Linked DNA regions of Homo sapiens: regions 1, 3 and 4 are each linked to region 2. A link is a loop called in an ENCODE intact Hi-C map of the cell type or tissue named here. Cell type or tissue: B cell. All regions are shown on one strand.

Region 1 (2,500 bases), 2.0 Mb after region 2:
AGCCACACTGCACAAACACGATTCACAATTAACCAAGGAGTTGGAGTGAAGGTGTCAGCAGGAAATAGCTTGTTGGGCCTGGGAGTTTTGAGCTGAGCTGGATTTGGAAGGAAAGAGTTCTTACTAGCAGCAACAGAAGACAGTCATGTGCTGCACAGTGTCCAGTACTGTGCGAGGCGTTTGCACGATGACCGCTCACCCGCGGTTCCCCTCCCTGCTGGAAGGATCATCTCCAGCATGCTCACCACTTGCTTACTAACAGAGGCCCCAGACAAACAGCTCGCCACAGTACACACAAGAGGCAAACTCCAGATGACTTTATTTACACAGCTTAAGCTTTTCAACAGGGTCAAAGGGCATTCTCACAGCACATGGGTGTGGCCCGGGAAAGGCAGGTTCTGGAGGGGGCTCCTGAACAGGTTCCTCCTCCCTGGCACCAAGTGACCACCTGTAAGTCTGAATAGCACTTTACAGCTTGCAAAGCTGTTTTACACCAAGCAGAACACTCATCTAGTCCTTACAAGGCTCGAGGGCAGTATCCTCCATATTTTATGGAGAAGGAAGCTGGGGCCTGAAGAATTATGAGACAAATTTAAGGCCCCAAGGCAGAGGCAAGGATGTCCTTTCTACCACCCAACAGTGGCCTAGCATCACAGCCTTCCGGCCGTAGACTTTGGGATGCAGAGCATTCAGGGACTATCAGAGTGCATCAGTGAAAGGCCACCTGGTCATCTGCATTTCAATCTAGCTCTGCACATTTCATGAGAAACCCAAAGAGGGAGGATGCAGAGCGACAGCGTCTGGGAAGGCTGCCCGCCTGGGCTCTGGCTCTTGAGAGGAGACAGGGAGGCTGGCCTCCCTTTTCCAAATGCGGGTCACCTTTGCCCCGGCCTGGGCATTGTTTGGGAGAGGAGAGCCTGGCCCTTGATGGCTGGCAGCTGTTGCCCTCCCCAAGAGCGCCCCTGCCCTGCCGGCCCCTCCGGAGTCTGTGCCCATATAAGGGAAGCACTTCCCGGCAGCTGAGGTAGAGGCTGTGACGCCCCCAGTCCACGTCAGCGGCCGGCGGGAGGCGGGAAAGCCCAGCAGAAAAACAAGTGACGCGGCGCGGGAGGGAGGCGGTGGGTGGCAGGTGGCGGGAGGGAGTGGCCGCGCCTGCCTCGTTAACCCCTGCCCAGGCAGCTGGAGCCAAGGACTGAGCGCAGCCAGCCAAGGTTGTGGGCTGTCTTTGCCCTTCTGTGTGAATGGGGGTGTGGAGTGGGGAAAGTCGGGGGCCAGGGGCTGCGCTGGTGACACCTGCCTGAGCACTTCTGTCCTGGGGTGGGTGCAGGTGTTTGTGCTCTGGAGGACCTGCTCTTTGGGCGTCCAAATGTGTTTCACAGCCTGTGCATTTTGCCTGGTGGTGTCAAGGACGCATATGACATGGACAGCCATGGTGTGTATTTTTACTGCAGAGCCCAGGGATTTTCCCATAGGTGTTTAAAGACAATCACATCTCCTATTGAAACTCAATCTCTTCTGTCCTGAAACAAGCAAATAAAAAGAAAAACTGGCATCTGTGTTTCCAGAGAATCCCAGAAAGTCTCAGAAGAGGCACTGCTGTAAGGCGACTGGCTTCTCATTAGCCAAGTGGCCTCCCCATGTCTTCCCCAGACCAGTCAAATAAAAAGGTCTGGCCTAGGGGCTGACGGAGAAGCAGCCTGAAAAACGAGGGTTTCCAGAGGCCTCCTGCCAGGCAGAGGCCAAGAAAAAAACAGAAAAGGAAGAGAAACTGCGATGAGAACTCAGGGCTCATCATGGAGCCTTCACTGTCCTGGGGCAGGTTGGGGGAGGCGCTCTGATTTCTGAGTCCAGCTGAGCACTCAGATAAAGCCTGTTGGAGTGCTGTTCTCAGAGGCCTGCCTCGTCTCGCCTGAAATTATGGGTGTGCGTGCCTGCCTGTGGTGGGTTGGGGAGTAAATTGGGTAGCTCAGCCTCCGGGGAAAGTCCCCAGGGCCTCCCAACCATCCCTTCACACCCACAGTGCTTAGCCACCCACATTCGCTCCTCTATCTAAGGTCTACTTCCTCTCTCTACTTCCCCTGGCCCAGTCTCTCCACGGTAGAGAGTTGTCTGGGGGGACAACTCACCCCATCCCCAAGCTCTGGGTGCTGTGATAGAGTGGGAGTTTGAGGCATGAAAAATAGCTAGTGGCCCTCCTTGGCAGGGCATTGGCCGAGGATGTGGCAAGTTTGCTTTGGCTGTGGGCACGGTCCCTGTCTCTGAGGCTTACCCTCACGGTGGCTGGTGAACATGGTTTTATGCCTGGGAATTTTAAAGGATGTGGGAGGGGCCTTCCTTCCTCAGGAGCCAGTGTCCTGGGACTGGATGATACCAAAGGTGTTGAAGAATAAAAACAATGGGGTAATGTTTGTGTTTCTGCCTGGACAGTACTGCATAGCGGTTATGGGTGGGCTTTGGGGTCAGATGGGACCTTAGCTCTGCCACTTGCTGGTAGGTCTTC
Region 2 (2,500 bases):
GGGATTACAGGCATAAGCCACTGCCCCTGGCCTTCTATTCATTGTTTATCTGAAATTCAAATTTAAATGGGTGTTCTGTGTTCTGTATTTTTACTTGCAAAATATGGCAACCCTAATAGCAGGAGAGATTTGGGTTAGTCAACAGGATGAACTTGGATCAGATATTGGGATTCTGACCCAGGGAAGGATGGAGAATCCCCTATTCTGGACAGCTTTAAAAAAGGAGAATGTGGGCCAAGTGTGGTGGCTCATGCCTGTAATCCCAGCACTTTGGGAGGCCAAGGCAGGCGGATCACCTGAGGTCAGGAGTTCAAGACCAGCCTGACCAACATGGAGAAACCCCGTCTCTACTAAAAATACAAAATTAGCCGGGTGTCGTGGTGTATGCCTGTAATCCCAGCTACTTGGGAGGCTGAGGTAGGAGAATCGCTTGAACCCAGAGGGCGGAGGTTGCGGTGAGCTGAGATCACACCATTGCACTCCAGCGTGGGCAACAAGAGCAAAACTCTGTCTGGAAAAAAAAAAAAAAGAAAAAAAAGGAGAATGTGGCCAGGTGCGGTGGCTCACACCTATAATCCCAGCACTTTGGGAGGCTGAGGTCAGGAGTTCAAGACCAGCCTGGCCAACATGGAGAAATACTGCCTCTACTAAAAATACAAAAATTAGCCAGGTATGGTGGCACATGCCTGTAATCCCAGCTACTCAGGAAGCTGAGACAGGAGAATCACTTGAAGCTGGGAGGCAGAGGTTGCAGCGAGCCAAGATCGTGCCACTGCACTGCACTCCAGCCTGGGCAGCAGAGTGAGACTCTACCTCAAAAAAAAAAACAAAAAAAAAAAGCAAAAAAAAAGAAAGGTGAATGTGTCTGAGGACTGAAGGGCAAGCCTCTAAATGCTTAGGGGTAGAGTTTATAGTCAGAGGGACCTTCCTGCAGCTGGGCCAGAGACTCACCCACCCTCTAGAAACCTCAGCAGCTGAGGATGAACAAAACCCACAGGAAGTGGTGGAAGTGAAACTTGGTGTCAGTGTTGTTGTTATTAAAAGGGGGAAGTGACACCGGGTGAGTGAAGGGTGGGTGGAGGTGAAGTCTCTATAGGCAGCGAGGTCATTCGGCAGCGCCCCCCTTCCTGCTCTGCTAAGAATAGTTACGGTTGTGATAGGGGTGTGGTTTGTCTGAGGCTGGGGGAATGAATCTCGCTTGATGTCTGGATGGGGCAGAGCAGAAGTAGCACTGGGGTGGTCAGAGCTTCAAGTCAGGTGGCAGCAAAACCTAAGAAGCATTTTTGGGTTTGGAAATAAACAAATAAGTGGCCTCAGAAGCAGCTCAGAGGAGAAGGATCCTGCCTTCCAGCTAAGAGAACTATAAGAGGGAAGCAGGGCCCATGACCATGACAGTCCCTCCTCTAGTCAGCTTGGGAAGCTCTGAGAAGCTCTTTCCATTAAGAGAGTCAGGGATGCTCCAGAAATCAGGCTGGCAGGGAGGCTGCAGTGCGTTTTTGTCTCTAGCACTTACTGAGCACTTACTGTGTGCTTGACATTGTGCCAGGCCCTGAGGCTCCAGAATTAAATACAGTGTGGTTCCTGCGCTCCAGAGGTTGGAAGTCCAGTGGAAGAGATATGCATCAAACTAATATAAATTCATGAATTCATTGTGATCAGAGGTAATAGTTGAAAGCCCAAGCAGCAGCCTACCTACTGTGAGCCTGAGCCCACCCCTCAGCAACTCCCCAGCCCTGGCCCAGGCTGCAAACCAACAGAGGCCGGAGTCACCCAGCTGCCTGCAGAGCAGTGCATCAAGTCAGGACCCTTTCTCTGCCCAGACGTCTTTGCCAACTGTTTGGAACAAAGGGAAATCATCTGGTTTGGGGAAAGACATAAGAATGACCGTTTTCTTTCCTAAACCTTCACCCTCTCCCATTTCGGCCTGAGAAAAGCTGTTAGATGCTTCTTCAGAGGGTTTCTAAGGGCCACAATTGCCTTCCACCTAAGAGGGAACAGGGTGGGGAGGGGTGGCAATGGCCTTCTTTGACCGCAGAGGTTTTGGATTTAGCCTGAAGTCACAGAACAACTGAAGCCAAGAGACAGTTCACCCTTTCTGGTGTCTAGAGCTTATTGAACAAATGTCCATTGACCCCCTATTGCTAGGGGCAGGGGTGAAATATTGAGTTGAGTCCAGGGCTCCAGCCTACTAGAGGCACAGTCTGTAGAGAAGTCAGATAATGACCAGGCGGTGCCTAAGCTGGATCTGAATCCAGGGCCTTTAGTCATCAGACACTGGACAGATTCTTCGTGGAGGGAGTTGGGCCTTGAAGGCTGAAGAGTTTTCTGGGTCAAGTACATGTTTAGGGAGCAAGAATTCCTTGGAAACTTAAAAACTGGTCTCCCATGGTCAAGTCTGGCTCCTGTATGTGAACATCATACACACAGAACATGGCTCTGTATCCTGACTCCTATGCACCCCCGGCCACATTGTATACTCCTGCTTGTATGCTCCTGGCCA
Region 3 (2,500 bases), 760 kb before region 2:
GTCCCCTTAGATAGAAGCAGAGTTTCTCAGAGGTATTTAGCAGCAGCTGGTGGACACAGGACTCAGGGAGCTGGCCCCCCTCTTCCCTTCCATGTCTTTCATTCCTGCATGGGAACCTGTCAGATGGGGAGATTGTTAAAATCTCACCACTGGAGGGGAGGGCCTCAAAGGCCATGGAGACAGCACCTCTCTCTTAGTGAAGGCATCTTCAGATAGAATTCAGCACAAATTCAAAGGTGGCTCCCCAGACCCTATCTGTCACATCGCCCTCTCATCTATTAGTATCTGAAGTCACCTTGATCATTTATTTGTTTACTTGATTATTGTCAGCCTCTCATCACATGAATGTGAGCTTCATAAGAACAGAGACCTTATCTGTTTTGGCCAACATTTCACCCCCAGTGTCTAGAAAGTGCCTCATGCAATGAATAGGTCCAATACATATTTCTTCAATAAATGAATGAATGAATGAATGCCAAAGACTCCTTCATAAAAGCCAGGGTCAACTGACCTCTGCCAGAATTTTGGAGAGCCTACACCACAGACTTTTGAACCTCTTAGCTGATGACAAATCTTTAGCCTTCGAAGCGGAAATTGATTTGAAAGAGCCCAAAGTACTCCGGTAAAGTAGGTGATGTTGAACTGGGTAATGTCAATTTCAGAAAAAGAGGACACGTGCCTGTGAAACACCAAGAGCAGTGTCCTGGGGTTGGGGAGGACACCTGCCTGGGTGTGGGTGGCCAAGGGGAAGAAGGAAGAGAAAGAGCAGGGGAAGATGCTGTCCCACAGCCACCACCACAGGTGTTCACCGGCCTCAGGCGCCAGCCCTGCTCAGGGTGAGAGGCGAAGAGGGAGGTGTGCTTAAGGCCAAATGAAAGAGGATCTGCCACCCTCTCCTCCCCCAACTCTTACCACATTCTAGCAAAGAGAGCTGCAGGAGCAGTCAGGAAATCCCCTAACAAGGCAAGCATTGGAACCAAGAGCCCAGGTGGCACGGATGAGTCACTTCACTTACTTGGACTCAGTTCCCCTATTTGTGAAATGAAGCAAGGATGAGAAGAGGAACAAGACGTGATCAAGAAAAAGGCAAATGTTTTCACAAGTGCCTGTCATTGCCCCCTTCTGTTGTCCCCTTCCACATGTCACCTGGTACATTGTACATTTCTTCTAACAATTGTGTTATTGGCCAGGAAATACAGAGAATTCTTTTAGAGAATAGGTTTTCTAAGTGTTAAAATTGTTTTTATTTTTAATTTTGTAAGGGGAGGACATCATCACCTTTTCAGTTTGGGACTTTTGAAGTGTTTGTTTCATTAGGTCACATTCAGATGGTTTTAGAATTCAAAAGGTACAAAAGGATAGTCCTGGAAAAGCTGCTCATCTGCTCTTGACCCCAGCCATCTAGTTCTCCTCCCTGGAGGAAACCAGCATGCCCAGTTTATTGTGTACGTTATGTGTACATGAGCAAACACACAGACACACAGAAACACACTCACCATACAGGCGTCTTCCTTACACATGACAGTGTACTACATACTTTGTTTTGCCTTTTGCTTTTTCACTTAATATATCTAGGAGTTAATTTATTATTAATACATACAGAACTTTCTCATTCCTTTCTTCCTCTTCAGAGTGTTCCGTTCTATGGTTGCTCACAGTTTATTTAACTGGTCATCTAGTAGTAAATTTAGATTGTTTCCACTTTTTACACTTGAAATGATGATGTAATTATTAAACTGCAACAAACATCATTTGCACAGGTGTAAATATGTGTGTAAAATTAGAGAAATGGCCATTAAAGTAGATCTGCCATCCCAGTTTTAGGAAGTCAGTATTCCTTTTTACAAATCCAAAATACAGTGTTACCCAATTTGACTACTCATATTATAATCCAGATTTCACTCTGGCTGTTTCCAAAAATCAAAGCACTCCTCAGAGAACAAAGATATGACATCACTGAGGATATTCAACAGAACTACCAATTTCTCTAAAGGCCGACCTCCAAGGAGAATCCAAACGCCTTCAGCAATAACAGCATCACTAGAGTGAGTATAGCATGTCCCTGGATGCTGATGATGGAGCGATAAACCCTCATGACACAGACATTTCCAAACAATTCAGGCAAAGTTTACTGAGTGCCAACTACATAGTCTGTTTAAAGCCCAGTCTGTCCTATTACACTGGTCTTTCAGTTTAAATAAATAAATAAATAAATATAAATAAATAAATAACCCAGTCTGTAAGGATGAATAGAAAAAGGCCTTGTCATCAAGAAACCAATGATCTAGGGAGCAGTTCTCAAAGTGTAGTCCAGGGACCCCCTGGGGGTTCCAGAGATCTTTTCAGAGGGTTCATGAGGTCAAAACCACTCTCTTAATAATACTAAGATACTAGTTGCCTTTTTCACTCTCAGTTTCTCTCAAGCATACAGTGGAGTTTCCCAAAGTCTATGTGACATGTGGTATGGCATGAGACTGAGTGCAAAGGCAGACCTGAGAAC
Region 4 (2,500 bases), 770 kb after region 2:
CTGAGACAGGAGAATCGCCTGAACTTGGGAAGCGGAGGTTGCAGTGAGCCGAGATCGTGCCACTGCACTACAGCCTGGTGACAGAGCAAGATTGTTTCAAAAAAAAAAAAAAAATTTAAAACCTGGCTTTTAATGGGTGGCTATTGATCTCATCACCTACTTCCTCATTTGCTTTTTTTGTGTGTGTGTGATGGAGTCTCACTCTGTCACTCAGGCTGGAGTGCAGTGGCACAATCACAGCTCACTGCAGCCTTTCAACCTCCTGGGCTCAAGCAGTCCTCCCACCTCAGCCTCCCAAGTAGTTGGGACTACAGGTGCATGCCACCATGCCCAGCTAATTTATTTTTTGTAGAGACGGGGTCTTGCTATGTTGCCCAGGCTGGTCTCAAACTCCTGGGCTCAAGTGATCCTCCTGCTTCAGCCTCCCAAAGTGCTGTAATCCCTGGGATTACAGGCATGGGCCACCACTCCTAGCCTGCCCTCTAATTCTTATCCTTCTTTTTGTCTATGCTCAAATGACAGTTTGTCAACAAGGCCTCATATGAACACCCATTTTTAAAACTAAAACTCCCAACCGCTTGTATTCCCTATCTCCTTCCCTGCTTTATTTTTCCCTACCAACCTTTTTACCAACCAAAACACTACATATTTTAATTATTTATTATGTAAAATATAAGCTACAAGTGGACAGGAATTTGTAACTGTCTATTTATACATTTCCAGTGTCTAAATCTGACAACTACATACATGGTAGAGCAACATGGTAGATAGAAACATTAATTATAATGTGCAGACCGTTTCCAAAAATGGCTCCCAATGAACCACGCTCCCTAACTGGCCCTATGACTTAATAAATAGAATGCAGCAGGTGATAATGTGACAATTCCAGGCCTGGCAGGCTCATGTTTTGTACTTTTGGAGGTGCTTGAAATCTGGCTACTCTACTGGAGACTACACAAAAAGGCTACAAGGAGAGGGAGGTGCAGTTGCCCAGCTGAGCCCAGACTCTTAGCCATACCCTCCAAAGCACCACACATCTTCCAGCCCCAGTTGCCACCTGACTACAACAAAGCACTTACTCAACGGTCTCGAGGTGTCCTTAAAAAAAAGAAAGAAAACAAAACAAAGCATCACACACGTTCCAGCCTCAGCTGCACCTGACTTAACAGCTGCATGACAAACCACAAAACCACAAGAACTATCCAACTCAGCCTATCATCCCACTGAATGAAAAATAAATAAAATGACTGTTTCAACTCACTAAGTTTTGGGGTGGTTTATTCCATAGCATTAGATAATTGAAACAAATGGTAAGGACTCATCAAGCCTATTATGTACCAGGCATACATATAAACCCATTTAATACCAAAACAGCCCTATTATGTAGCTATTATCCTTATTTTACAGATCAGGAAAGAGAAACAGAAGTTATTTGTCCAAGATCACCCAATGAGTAAGTTGTTGGAGTCAAGATTTCAAACTCAGACAAGCACTAACATCCCCGTTTAGCAGCATTTTTTCCCATTAGACCTCAAGTACACAGAATTAATCATAACTCTTTTATTCAAGACATATGCTGATTATTCATCCACACATGGCCCATTTTACTTATTTTTACCTTTTTATTTTCATAATTTTTTTGAGACAGGGTATTGTTCTGTCACCCAGGCTGGAGTACAGTGGCACAAACATAGCTCACTGCCACCTCGACCTCCTGGGCTCAAGTAATCCTCCCACCTCAGTCTCCTGATTATCTGGGACTACAGGCATGCGCCACCATTCCTGGCTAATTTTTTTATTTTTTGTAGAGACAGGATTTTGCTATGTTGCCCAGGCTAGTCTCAAACTCTTGGCCTCAAGTGATTCTCTCAACGAAAGTGTTGGGATTACAGGCATGAGCCACCACACCTGGCCTGGATTATTTTTAACGCAATAATCTTCCACAAACTAAGACTCTGATCATAACCTATATTTAACGATAATATCCCCCATCCCATTTTGCTGCCTTCCTGCAATAATAATCATCCTGAACCCTATTGTTTTCATTTCCCTTGCTTTCCTTTTTATACATTTTACTGCATCAAAATGGATTCCTAAAAAGTATTTTTAGTTTAGTTGCTCTTAATTATTAAAAAAAAAAAAAAGCAGGGATGTTGCATGTAATTTGGGAAATTTTGTTCCACTAACATAGATTAATTCCTACTGTCATATCAAAATTCATTTTTTTTTTTTTTTTTTTGAGATGGAGTCTCGCTCTGTCGCACAGGCTGGAGTGCAGTGGCGAGATCTCCCCTCACTGCAGGCTCCACCCCCCGGGGTTCATGCCATTCTTCTGCCTCAGCCTCCCGCGTAGCTGGGACTACAGGCGTCCACCACCTCGCCTGGCTAATTTTTTGTATTTTTAGTAGAGACGGGGTTTCACCATGTTAGCCAGGATGGTCTCGATCTCCTGACCTCGTGATCCGCCCGCCTCGGCCTCCCAAAGTGCTGGGATTACAGG

Evidence for each region. Peaks named below come from ENCODE experiments on the same cell type or tissue, not always from the same donor. Only the 100,000 strongest peaks of a DNase experiment are listed, where the experiment ranks them.
Region 1: a loop joins it to region 2, with 17 times the contacts of the local background. A loop is called at or near these places in 2 of 110 quality-filtered maps.
Region 3: a loop joins it to region 2, with 5 times the contacts of the local background. A loop is called at or near these places in 3 of 110 quality-filtered maps.
Region 4: a loop joins it to region 2, with 9 times the contacts of the local background. A loop is called at or near these places in 3 of 110 quality-filtered maps.

What each region holds. Positions count from the first base shown.
Region 1 is chr1:203,289,183-203,291,682 of GRCh38, reverse strand. No RefSeq gene overlaps it. Among named protein-coding and RNA genes, the nearest start is that of LINC01353, 3.3 kb to the right of the region's middle. RefSeq lists a silencer at 969-1,368 and an enhancer at 1,579-2,138. In B cell, no CTCF peak of the experiment used is centred here; DNase peaks (open chromatin) are centred at 92, 1,092 and 1,932; H3K4me3 peaks cover 2,237 bases; H3K27ac peaks cover 2,500 bases.
Region 2 is chr1:205,286,953-205,289,452 of GRCh38, reverse strand. No RefSeq gene overlaps it. Among named protein-coding and RNA genes, the nearest start is that of NUAK2, 34 kb to the left of the region's middle. In B cell, no CTCF peak of the experiment used is centred here; DNase peaks (open chromatin) are centred at 1,132, 1,732, 1,999 and 2,231; H3K4me3 peaks cover 1,157 bases; H3K27ac peaks cover 2,271 bases.
Region 3 is chr1:206,049,358-206,051,857 of GRCh38, reverse strand. No RefSeq gene overlaps it. Among named protein-coding and RNA genes, the nearest start is that of RHEX, 2.6 kb to the left of the region's middle. RefSeq lists enhancers at 653-1,152, 2,307-2,376. In B cell, a CTCF peak has its summit at 1,149 (motif pointing left); DNase peaks (open chromatin) are centred at 907 and 2,427; H3K4me3 peaks cover 807 bases; H3K27ac peaks cover 2,500 bases.
Region 4 is chr1:204,520,017-204,522,516 of GRCh38, reverse strand. All of the region lies in intron 1 of MDM4 (MDM4 regulator of p53), which reads right to left. Among named protein-coding and RNA genes, the nearest start is that of MDM4, 4.9 kb to the right of the region's middle. In B cell, no CTCF peak of the experiment used is centred here; DNase peaks (open chromatin) are centred at 176 and 1,106; H3K4me3 peaks cover 1,799 bases; H3K27ac peaks cover 2,500 bases.